Linked DNA regions of Mus musculus: region 2 is linked to region 1. A link is a loop called in an ENCODE intact Hi-C map of the cell type or tissue named here. Cell type or tissue: heart. All regions are shown on one strand.

Region 1 (5,000 bases):
TGAGCATCACAAAAGCGTTCATGCCAAGCCCACCCCTACACACAGTGGAGACCTGTAAAATCATATTTTTACTCGACAATATGAAATATGTATGTATATGTGTATATGTATATGTACATATACATACATACATACATACATACATACATATGTATGTATGTATGTATATATATATATATATATCAGGAAACAGACACAGGTCATTGTTTTGTGATGTCTTCCATTATGTTGGACTGTGGAATTAGAAGAGAAAATGCACACTTAATTCTAAACAACCACTCTTGCTTCTCTTTAAGAAAAATTAATGTTTGATTAACTATTCAAAAATAAAAATGCATAGATAATATTATAGGGTATTGATATTACAATTATACCAAACATTAAACAGGAACTCCTGTGTAAAAATCTTAAATGTTATGTTGGAGAGATGCCTCAGAGTTGAAGAGAACTGGCTGCTCTTCCAAAAGTCCTGAGTTCAATTTCTAGCAACCACATGGTGGGTCACAGTCATGTATAATAAGATTAGGTGCCCTCTACTGGCTTGCAGGAATACATGCAGGCAAAACACTGTATACATAAAAAATAAATTAAATAAATGAACAAAATGACAAAACAACTCTTAAACATTTATAAACATATTCTCCTAATCAAAAATGTGTGACGACATAAGCCTGGTTATTTACTCTGAAGAATTGAAATGGGTCACTTGTCTAAAGTATTACATTTTTGCTCAATGATCATTTATTGCCATTATTTAAATTCAAACAAAAGCAATTCAGTCTATTTCTTAACCTCATTTTAACTTTTTGATCCACTGTGACTCATGGGCAGAAAGTTCTCCTTGCATCCAAATAGAACAACTTTCTGGATTCTTACAGTCTGCTGTACTAGCTATTTGCTTCTCATCAATCTGGCCACTCTGGTGTAAAAGCTGGCACTCACTTTTGCTTCCCCAAACACCAACTACAAGACATTATAAAAACACTTTGAACTTGAATGCTGATGCTAGATTCTGTGCTTTCCCTCCCACATTTTCAATTTCAACCTGTACTGTACACAAGATGGCTGAAGCTCTCACACCAATCTGACAAATGGCAATGTTGTAAGAGATTAAAATCAGAAAGGAGAAAGAGTCAACAGGACATTGCTTAAGCTGTCGTTCTGTGCTGTTTTATGACCAATAGGGCATTGGTTGTAGGGATCCTTTATAAGGGTATAGTCCCTTAAATGTGAACTTGAACAATGTTACCTATGAGCACATGTGTATTGAAACTTAAAAAACAAAACTAAACTAAACTAAAAAACCCCACAAACTCCCACAAAAATAACTCAAAGTGGCTTTAACTGTTATATTTCTCACCGTCAATCTACTACTCATCATTCAAACAGTGAGGCCCCATGCTCTACAGATCTCTCTGGGTGGAGAAGATCAGAATGGTGGCTATGGCTCTGCAGTCTCTCATGCCTCTTTGGGAAATCCATGACCTCTGAAACCCACAAAGAAAACAACTTGGAAGAGCAATTTAGTGTCTGCTTCCTACCAAGCACCATGAACACATGAAAAACCTCTGAAACTCAAATCTACTTTTGAACCCTGGACTTAATTTACATGAAACATGCATTGTGGCTGGTGGTAATAAAACAAGGGACAAATGCTAACAATAGTGACTTTCAAGAAAAACAAGCAATTTCCTGCTAAGGAAATGCCATCAATAAGATGATGTATGATCTTGTCCTTATGTGTAATATTAGCTGCTGATCTATAACCTGACACACACACAGCTTCTCAGCTGACATAATTACATCAACAAAGTTTGATCCCACAGAACATCCCCAACTTGTATACCCACCAATCTATACAATTTCTATAAACATGCATGAATTAATAAATGCTGAGGAATTTAAAACAATCACTCACTTTGCCCCATCAGGTCCTCCTTCCCAATGGTGACTCCTGCAGATGACTCCTTAAACTTTAGTCTGTGAGCTAGCTCTGGTCTACACTGTTTCACCCTACTGTGTACACAGTAAACCATTCCTCCTGTTCTAGTCTGAAGGCAGAATACATGTTCCACAGGAATGCACTTTTCCTTTCACTGCAAAGGACAGTTAATCACAGGACTTAAATGAGTAATTTTAAAAACGCTCTTGTACATACATTTAACATTCGAACTTAGAAAGTCTAATAAAAAGGAAAGCAGGGTCATTGCCCTGGGGAGCATGAGACTGGGATGCACGTGACAACATAGCTTGTCTCAGAAACATTTTTCTAAAAGACTAATGGGGCAGCTGTACAAAAATTAACATTGCATCTATTTCTTGTTTCTTTAAAAACAGAGGCATATTGAAAGAACGTGCTCTCAGTCACCCAACAGATGGATGCCTTTTACAACTAGACAAAATTAACTCCAAATGAATCACAACAAAAAATGATAGAGGAGAAGAGCTTGTAGACTCTACTAGAGGAACCAAGCCTGCCTGCCACTGGCATCCTATCAAGGATGTTTCTATACACAAGACCCTGTTCCAAATGCTTTGTGCAGATTCAGCCCAGAGAGGGAAGTTATTCAGATGCCACCGCTGGGTCCAGGAATGGCTTACACTAACAGGGACCTCACACGCGGCTGCATCAAGCTGCTGGTTCCCGCCCAGCCCCGAGCAGGACCCACCACAGCGGCTCCCGCTCCTCACCTTTGTGGAGAGTGAGGATGTGCTGGCCATGCTGTATCTTCAGAGCTTCCTGAGCTTCCCTCAGTACTCGGCAGTTGAGGTGAAAAAACAACACACAAAATCACGTAAACTCTCGCAGAACCTGCAATGTGATTTCCGGAAGAACCCTCCTCCTTTTCTGACTGGCAGGCGCGTATGGAGACTCTGATTGGACAGTGAATCTGTCAGTCCATTTATTCACTTCCGTTGGGCACAGCCTGTTTGGGCTCCGTACCGGGGAATAAATATCTAGACTATTTTTTCTTTTCTGCAGCCTGGCTGGTGCTGGGCTTCAGGGGAAGCCAAGAGTCTGCTCAGGGATGGGAAATGCAGTCTTTGATGAGGCCGAGGCTAGAGCTGGTTAGGGAGTTCCTGGTCTGTGACGTGTCCCAGTTCTGGGGTGGAGGGTGGGGGGAGGTTCTGACTCTTGAACATCCAGGCATAGCTGAGAGTCCCAGAAGAGCCACGAACTGAATCAGGGCCCTTGGGGGCACATATCTGTGTGATATGATTTTAAATTATGTAGCCATATTGTGTTTACAATATTTTAGCTTCGTGAAGAGTAAATTTTAAAGCCTGTTTACAACCTCAAATCTATTCTTTTTGAGTCTCAGTTGACAATAAATATATTTCACGGCCGCTGTTAATTTCTTGCTGCCTTCCCATGGTGAAGCTCTGTATTATATGAGGATGACATGAAGCTTTTCTGTTCCATGAATGACAGTGCTTTAAGATCCTTGTCCTAGCTGCCTAGACGCCAGTCTTCTCCTGGCAGTCTTTGTAACAAGATGTAGAACTCCCAGCTCCTCTGGCCCCATGCCAGCCTAGGCTCTGCCATGCACCTTGAACTTCTGAATTGTAATCGAGCCCCAATTAAACGTCGTCCTTTTAAGAGTTGTCTTTGTCATGGTAACTGTTCACAGCAGTAAAGCCATAATTAAAACAGGAAGAGATAATTGAAAGTAGAAAACAAACAAACTACTAAAGTCCATTTCAAAAGACATATCCAAAGACACTACCATTGTTTCCTGTCCCCTGGACAACTCCCTGCTGACCTTACCTGCCATTGTGGGTTGGACATGACGTGACAGAGAGTCAAAGACACAGACTTCTGGAGTAGACAAGAAAGACAGTGCAAGGTCTCTAAACACTGCTGCAAGCTTCTTTAATTCCCTTCACCCATGCTCACTGGTACCAAGAAAGCATCTGTGGGTATGAATATAAATGCTCAGAAGATACTGTGGAATCACAACTCTTTAAATAATTTTAGAAAATTCTTACGACTGTACATGTCAGTCGCAGGTTTATTTGCTGAATTTACATGACAAAACAAAATACAAATTAAAGAAATAGAAAAAAAGAAGATGGTTTCTGTTTCTTGTCAGGATAATTTAAACTAAGTAGAAATTTAAATATGAAAAAACACAATGAATCCTTTTCTGAAGAGGTAGCAATTGTACATAATTAATTGCTAAGAGGATAATCATTATACAAGCTAAAGACAGGTGATTCTCTCACAAACCCCATGATGAGACATGGAGCCCCAAGATGACAGATGGAAACCCTGGGTCTCCAAGAAATCTTCACCAGCACATCTGTAAGACAACACACTCAAAGGTAATGTCAAAGTTAATTCAGGATATTTACTGTTGCTTCCATTTACAAACACATAGTTAAAACATATCATTAAACATTTCTTTTTATTTAATTGATACTAGTCCTAATATGCTTACAATTTTGTTATACATTATGACAATCCATCAATCATATTGAATCTGGTACTTTAGTTAATTTAAAAAGCAATCCAATTGTGGATAGCTGCAACATCTACTCAAAAGCATATTGGAAGATGTCCTAATAAGCTTGGCAGGTTCTCAGAGCAACACTGTGATCCAACTATGTAGACTCAACAATGTTGTTCATTTCTAAATCTATAATGCTGCTCTCTACAAAGGGGAAAAGTATGGATCAAATATTGCTATTTCTGTAGAAGGAAACCCCAGCTTCCTAATGACACAGATGTTTCAAGGAGATAAACGTTTTTGTCAGCATTTTGCTAACTCAGTAGACACTCATGTACAAGAACAGAAGCAATGAATTCTAGACCTGGGACCAGAGAAGGACAAGAAAGAACTTCATTCAGCCAGGAGACAGTGAATTCCTGTGTGCTCCTATACGAAGTCTGAAGTGACTGTAGCTTGTGTCAAGTTGACAATAAGGTACCCAGCACAAATCCCACACAATTATAACCTATGTATTGCACCACCCATACATAGCCCCAGCTCCACAGT
Region 2 (5,000 bases), 60 kb after region 1:
TTATATGGAAAGTTGCTTGAGGGAGCATATGGGAATGATATGGATAGACTTAAAGGCATTCTACACTGAATAAAGTTGTATCCTGGAGGCCACAACAAAAATGGAAACAGTCACTCCATAGATCAGTGATTAACAAAGGAAAAAACAAGCTGGCTCTTCATGGATATTTTTTTCTAAATTCGGTTTCTTGTGAGTATTTGCAAGCACACATTTATGAATGCAAGGCTTTGAACTTTGGGCATGCATTGCTAAACGGCACCTATAGCTCATTCAGTGTTTATCTATGAGCTGTCATCTATAGTCCTTGTGCTTTGCTATTTTCAAGGAGTCTCTATGGATTGCCCTGGCTGGTGCAAAACTTGCTACCTCTAGTAGTAAGCAGCCCAGCTTTTCAAATATTTGTTATTTCACAGGCATTTACCATCATACCACGATTCTTCTCCAAGAACATCCTCTAGTTATTTCATCAAACACTAGTAGACTAACCAGAAAGACTTTATGGTTGCAACTAAAACTCTAAATCGTCAGCTCTACAAAGGTGAGATTATAGAGGTAGGCCTGAGTTAATCACATAAACTCCTTTAAAGGCAAAAACTAGAAAAGAAATCCCATTTTTCCAGAAGGACTCAACTTGTTTTGAAGGTGAGAGGGATCACTTAGGAAAAAATGCTGGAAGCCCGGAGAAGCTGGGGCATCTGGGCTAGTGGACAATCATCATAGGTCATAGGGACTTTAGTGCTAACATCAAATGGAACTTGATTTTACCTACAACTGGACTCTGATTGAAAGCAGCTTCAGGTTTAATTCTTTAACTGAGTCCCGACGGCTGACACTGATTTGGCCTCTGGTAACCTAAAACGCCTAGATTAGCTTTAAGTGTTAAAAAAAAAAAAAAAAAAGTTACAGAGTAGATGTTGTTTTAATTCTCCTTTCCACTTCCACAACATGACTCTCACGTTCAATGGGAGTATGTAATATTGTGGAATACCAGTGCTAAATTTGTGTCCTACCCAGTGACCGCAAACTTCTTGTCTCTACTACTTCAGTCTCCAAAGGACATTCTACCTGCTAATTTCTGGCCTTACTAGGATGATGAAATGCTTTCTACATAACTCTCTCGCTCTATTCTTCAATCTTTGCAGGACTATATCTTAGAGCTTATTCAACATACCTTTATAAATGAGAAAGCCACACTTACTGTGGTTTTCATTTATTGGGGTAAGTTTTTTGTGCACTGTGTAAAAGTTGTCTTTGTTTTATTCAAATGTTGATTTTTGTACCAGCAGAGAGCTGCTGAGCACTGTTCGGGTCTCTGGTATTGTTTTTATGATTTAATAAAGAGCTGATGACCAACAGCTGAGGCAGGAGAGGAAAGGCGGGACTTCTGGCAAAGAGAGGCTCTGTGGGAAGAATCAGATGAGAGAGCATGACACCAAGGTTCAGGGACTGAGAGAGAGGTAATGGGGAGGTAGGGCATGGACTAGAATAAACAGGTTAATTAAATAAGACTTAGGTCCAGTGGGTGGGAACCTGGAAGTTTATAGTAGACACAGACTGATAAGAAAAGACAAGGTTTACCTTACCAGAGATGCTGAGGAGTTTGCACGCTGACTAAGCAAGTGAAAAAGAAAGGAAGGGTTCTTAGGTAAACTGCTCATGGCTTTGGTGCCCCCAGCATGTGTAGCTTTGCTGGCAGTTCCCAAAGGCATCCTTTTTTGAAAGGATTTCTCCTGCAAGTTTTTAAATCATTCGACTTGTTGTTATGTTAGTTACTCTTTTTCTAGTAAATTATTTTTTGTTTCCATCATCTAATTTAGTGTTCTGCTTGACCATGAACACCTCTAAGACATTACTTAAACTACAATTTGTAGGGTAATCACATAAACAGCTTTTCTTTTTCTTCTGCTGACTCTTTTGTTATTTAAGGTCAGCTGGAGTTTTCTGTTTCAAGTAGACCTAACTGGAATGTAAAAGTCAAAATGTTTACTTGAGAACAAGGAGAAAGAGAGGGTGGGAGTGGGACATTAAAAACCACTGTGCTAAAAGAACTGCTTCATCTGAAAAAAATAAAGTAATAGAGGTAAAATATTTGAGTCAGCTTTAAATTGAAATACTAAAGTATCAATGGCTAAATACATATTCAAGTAATCTTGGCTCCTTAATTTCTATGAAAGGAAGATACATGTTCACATTAATGAGCTTTTATAAACTTGGTATAAGAATAAATTTTAAATAGCTCTTTTCACGGGTCCTTACTAAGAAGTGACAGTTAAAAATTCTAAATGACATTCAATTTAATGGCAAAGACTACAAAGAGAAAGTGGCTACATTTTAATCAGAAATCTAGAAAAAGATGTAAAGTGAGTTATTTTGGTGTTAAAATATAATTTTGTCCAAATTCACTAAATGTGTAAGCAATACTTCAAAATGTAAATTTAAAGAAAGAACTAAGGAAGAAAGAAAAATAAATGGTTATAAAGAAAATATACCGTTTGGTAAGGAAAATGATGAAAAATAAGAATGTAACACAGGATTACACAAAATGAATTCTTAAATGTTTGTTTAAATATATATACATATATATACACACATATATATGTGTGTATATATATTCTTTGTCTGCATGTACACCCACACATCAGAAGATCCCAATATTGATGACCATAAGTCAGTAAACCACGTGGTTGTTAAATATTACTCAGGACTTCTAAAAGAACAGAGCAGCCAGTGCTCTTAACAGCTGAGCCACCTCTTCAGCCTCCACAACAAAGCTTATAGAAGGAAATATATGTATAATTTAGTTGGCTATAATTAGATACATACTTAAGTTTTTCTAAAGAGAAAACATTTTGATGAAATAATGTATACAACCAGAATTTGATTATCTATACTTAAAACCAGTTTCTTAAAACAGATCTGATCTTAATAACATTTTTAAGAAGTGATAAGGAACAATGGGTTTTATGCTGTTTTCTGGGACATGGCTATTCTAACTGTTTCTATTGTAAGTGTTCTCATCTAGTTTCATTCCTTCTGTAAAACACTGACAATTAGATTAAAACAAAAACCAAACAAGCAAAGTTAACAACTATGTTTAAATGAACCTTTCAACTAAAAATTAACTGTTACAAATTACAAATTAACTGTTCTCGCACTGCGTTTCTGTAAGTTACTATTACTAAAAATAATTGTTTTGTGGTTCAAATTGAGTCTACAACTTAAATCTGTCTGGCACTTGGTTTGTTATCTATTTTTCCTTCATTCAATAGTACAATGCCTAGCAAAGTAATGGTGACCCAGCTTGAGATATCCATCCCCTACAGCAGTGGTTCTCAACTTCCCAATGCTGCGACATCATAAAATTATTTGCATAACACTGACTGTTAATCATTATTCCTCCTAAGTAGAAACAGATCAGGCCAGTAACAAAAACAGGTTCATTCTGGCAATGCGAGGCAATTAAAATTTAACTATGCTATGGTTCTTTAATAGTGTTCTCAGGAAAGCAAACTAACATCCAAAATGTTGGAACATGAAGGAAACACCAAAGCTGTCAGAGCAAAGGAAAATTGCTATGTTAACTCCATTCTCAAAGTAAACAGATCTGAAAAACTTTCAGTCATTGCCTGAGTTAAGCATCGCAGAAGACTCTGGCTAGGCGTGAACAAAGATCTCAGAAGCTGCCTGTATACCTATGCCTTCTGAGTTAACAGGAGGCTTAGGATGGACAAACTAGGCAGTGTTTATGCATGGGTCAGCACTGAGCTGAAAACCCCAAATTTCAGAGTACACGCTGAACGAACCTAACTGGTAAGAGTCTCAAACTCTATTACTAACCTTTCTTAAACACAGCCCTGTCCATCTACTTCAAGACCCAGCTATACCACTCCTGGGCATATACCCAAAAGATGCCCCACTATACCACAGGGACACTTGCTCAATTATGTTCATAGCAGCTTTATTTTTAATAGCCAGAAACTGGAAACAACCTAGATGGCCCTCAACTGAAGAATGGATAAAGAAAATGTGCTACATCTATCTAAACAATGGAATGCTATTCAGTTATTAAAAACAAAGACATCAAGAATTTTGTAGGCAAAAGAATGAACCCTGAAGACATCATTCTGAGAAAGGTAACCCAGACCCAAAAGGACGCACATAACAGGAGCCTAGCATGGCTGTCCTCTGAGAGGCTCCACCTGGATGAAGCTCTGGGACTCTTATGGAAGAGTTGGGGGAAGGACTGAGGGCCCCTAAGGGTATAGGAACTCCATAGGAAGACTCACAGTTAACTAACCTGGACGCTAGGGACCTCTCAGATTGAACCACCAACCAAAAACCATACACGGATGAGCCCCTCAACACACCCCCAAACCCTCCACCCCCAGGCAAATGTGCAGCTCAGTCTTCATGTTGGGTCCTGAGTAACTGGAACAGGGGCTATCCCAAAAGCTGTTACTTGTCTGTGGAATCTGTTCCCCTAACTTGGCTGTCTTGTTTGGCTTCAGTAGGAACTATCTAACCCTGCAGAGACTTAATGTGCCAGGGTTGGGAGGGCCTCCACTTAGAGAAGAAGGAGTGAGGTGGAGGAACTGTGAGAGGGGGAGATGGGGAAAAGACAACCATAAAGATATAAAGTGAATTTTAAAAAATTTGAAAAAACCAACAAATAAACTTAAGGGCAATTAGATGGACTGTATAAAACAGTCACCTTGTATCTGTCCCTGGTACCTTTCTAATAATTTCACTCTCCAAGAAAGGTCCAGAAGTTTCTTAATGAATACACTTTACAGTATCAAATTAGGTATTCTGTTCAACACGGGGTTCTAGAAACAGTAACTATCCATGCTTCCTTGCTGTGGTCTGGTTATTGGTTTAGACCTATTCTAAGTGAAAGGAGAGGAAAAGGAGGAGGGTGGGAACCCCTAGACTACATACAGACATTTGATACACACGCATGCATGTCTCTCTACATCGGCAGTGGTAGGAATGAAACTCAG

Evidence for each region. Peaks named below come from ENCODE experiments on the same cell type or tissue, not always from the same donor. Only the 100,000 strongest peaks of a DNase experiment are listed, where the experiment ranks them.
Region 2: it touches region 1 in a loop (2.6-fold over the local background); 5 of 42 quality-filtered maps call a loop at or near these places.

Annotation. Positions count from the first base shown.
Region 1 is chr5:104,569,463-104,574,462 of GRCm38, reverse strand. Zfp33b (zinc finger protein 33B) reads right to left here and starts at 2,791. Exons shown (of 3, transcript NM_001346671.1): 1 at 2,692-2,791. The coding sequence starts at 2,721. In heart, no CTCF peak of the experiment used is centred here; a DNase peak (open chromatin) is centred at 2,892; H3K4me3 peaks cover 1,547 bases; H3K27ac peaks cover 781 bases.
Region 2 is chr5:104,509,853-104,514,852 of GRCm38, reverse strand. The region is part of intron 1 of Thoc2l (THO complex subunit 2-like); the gene reads right to left. Among named protein-coding and RNA genes, the nearest start is that of Thoc2l, 4.0 kb to the right of the region's middle. In heart, no CTCF peak of the experiment used is centred here; no DNase peak of the experiment used is centred here.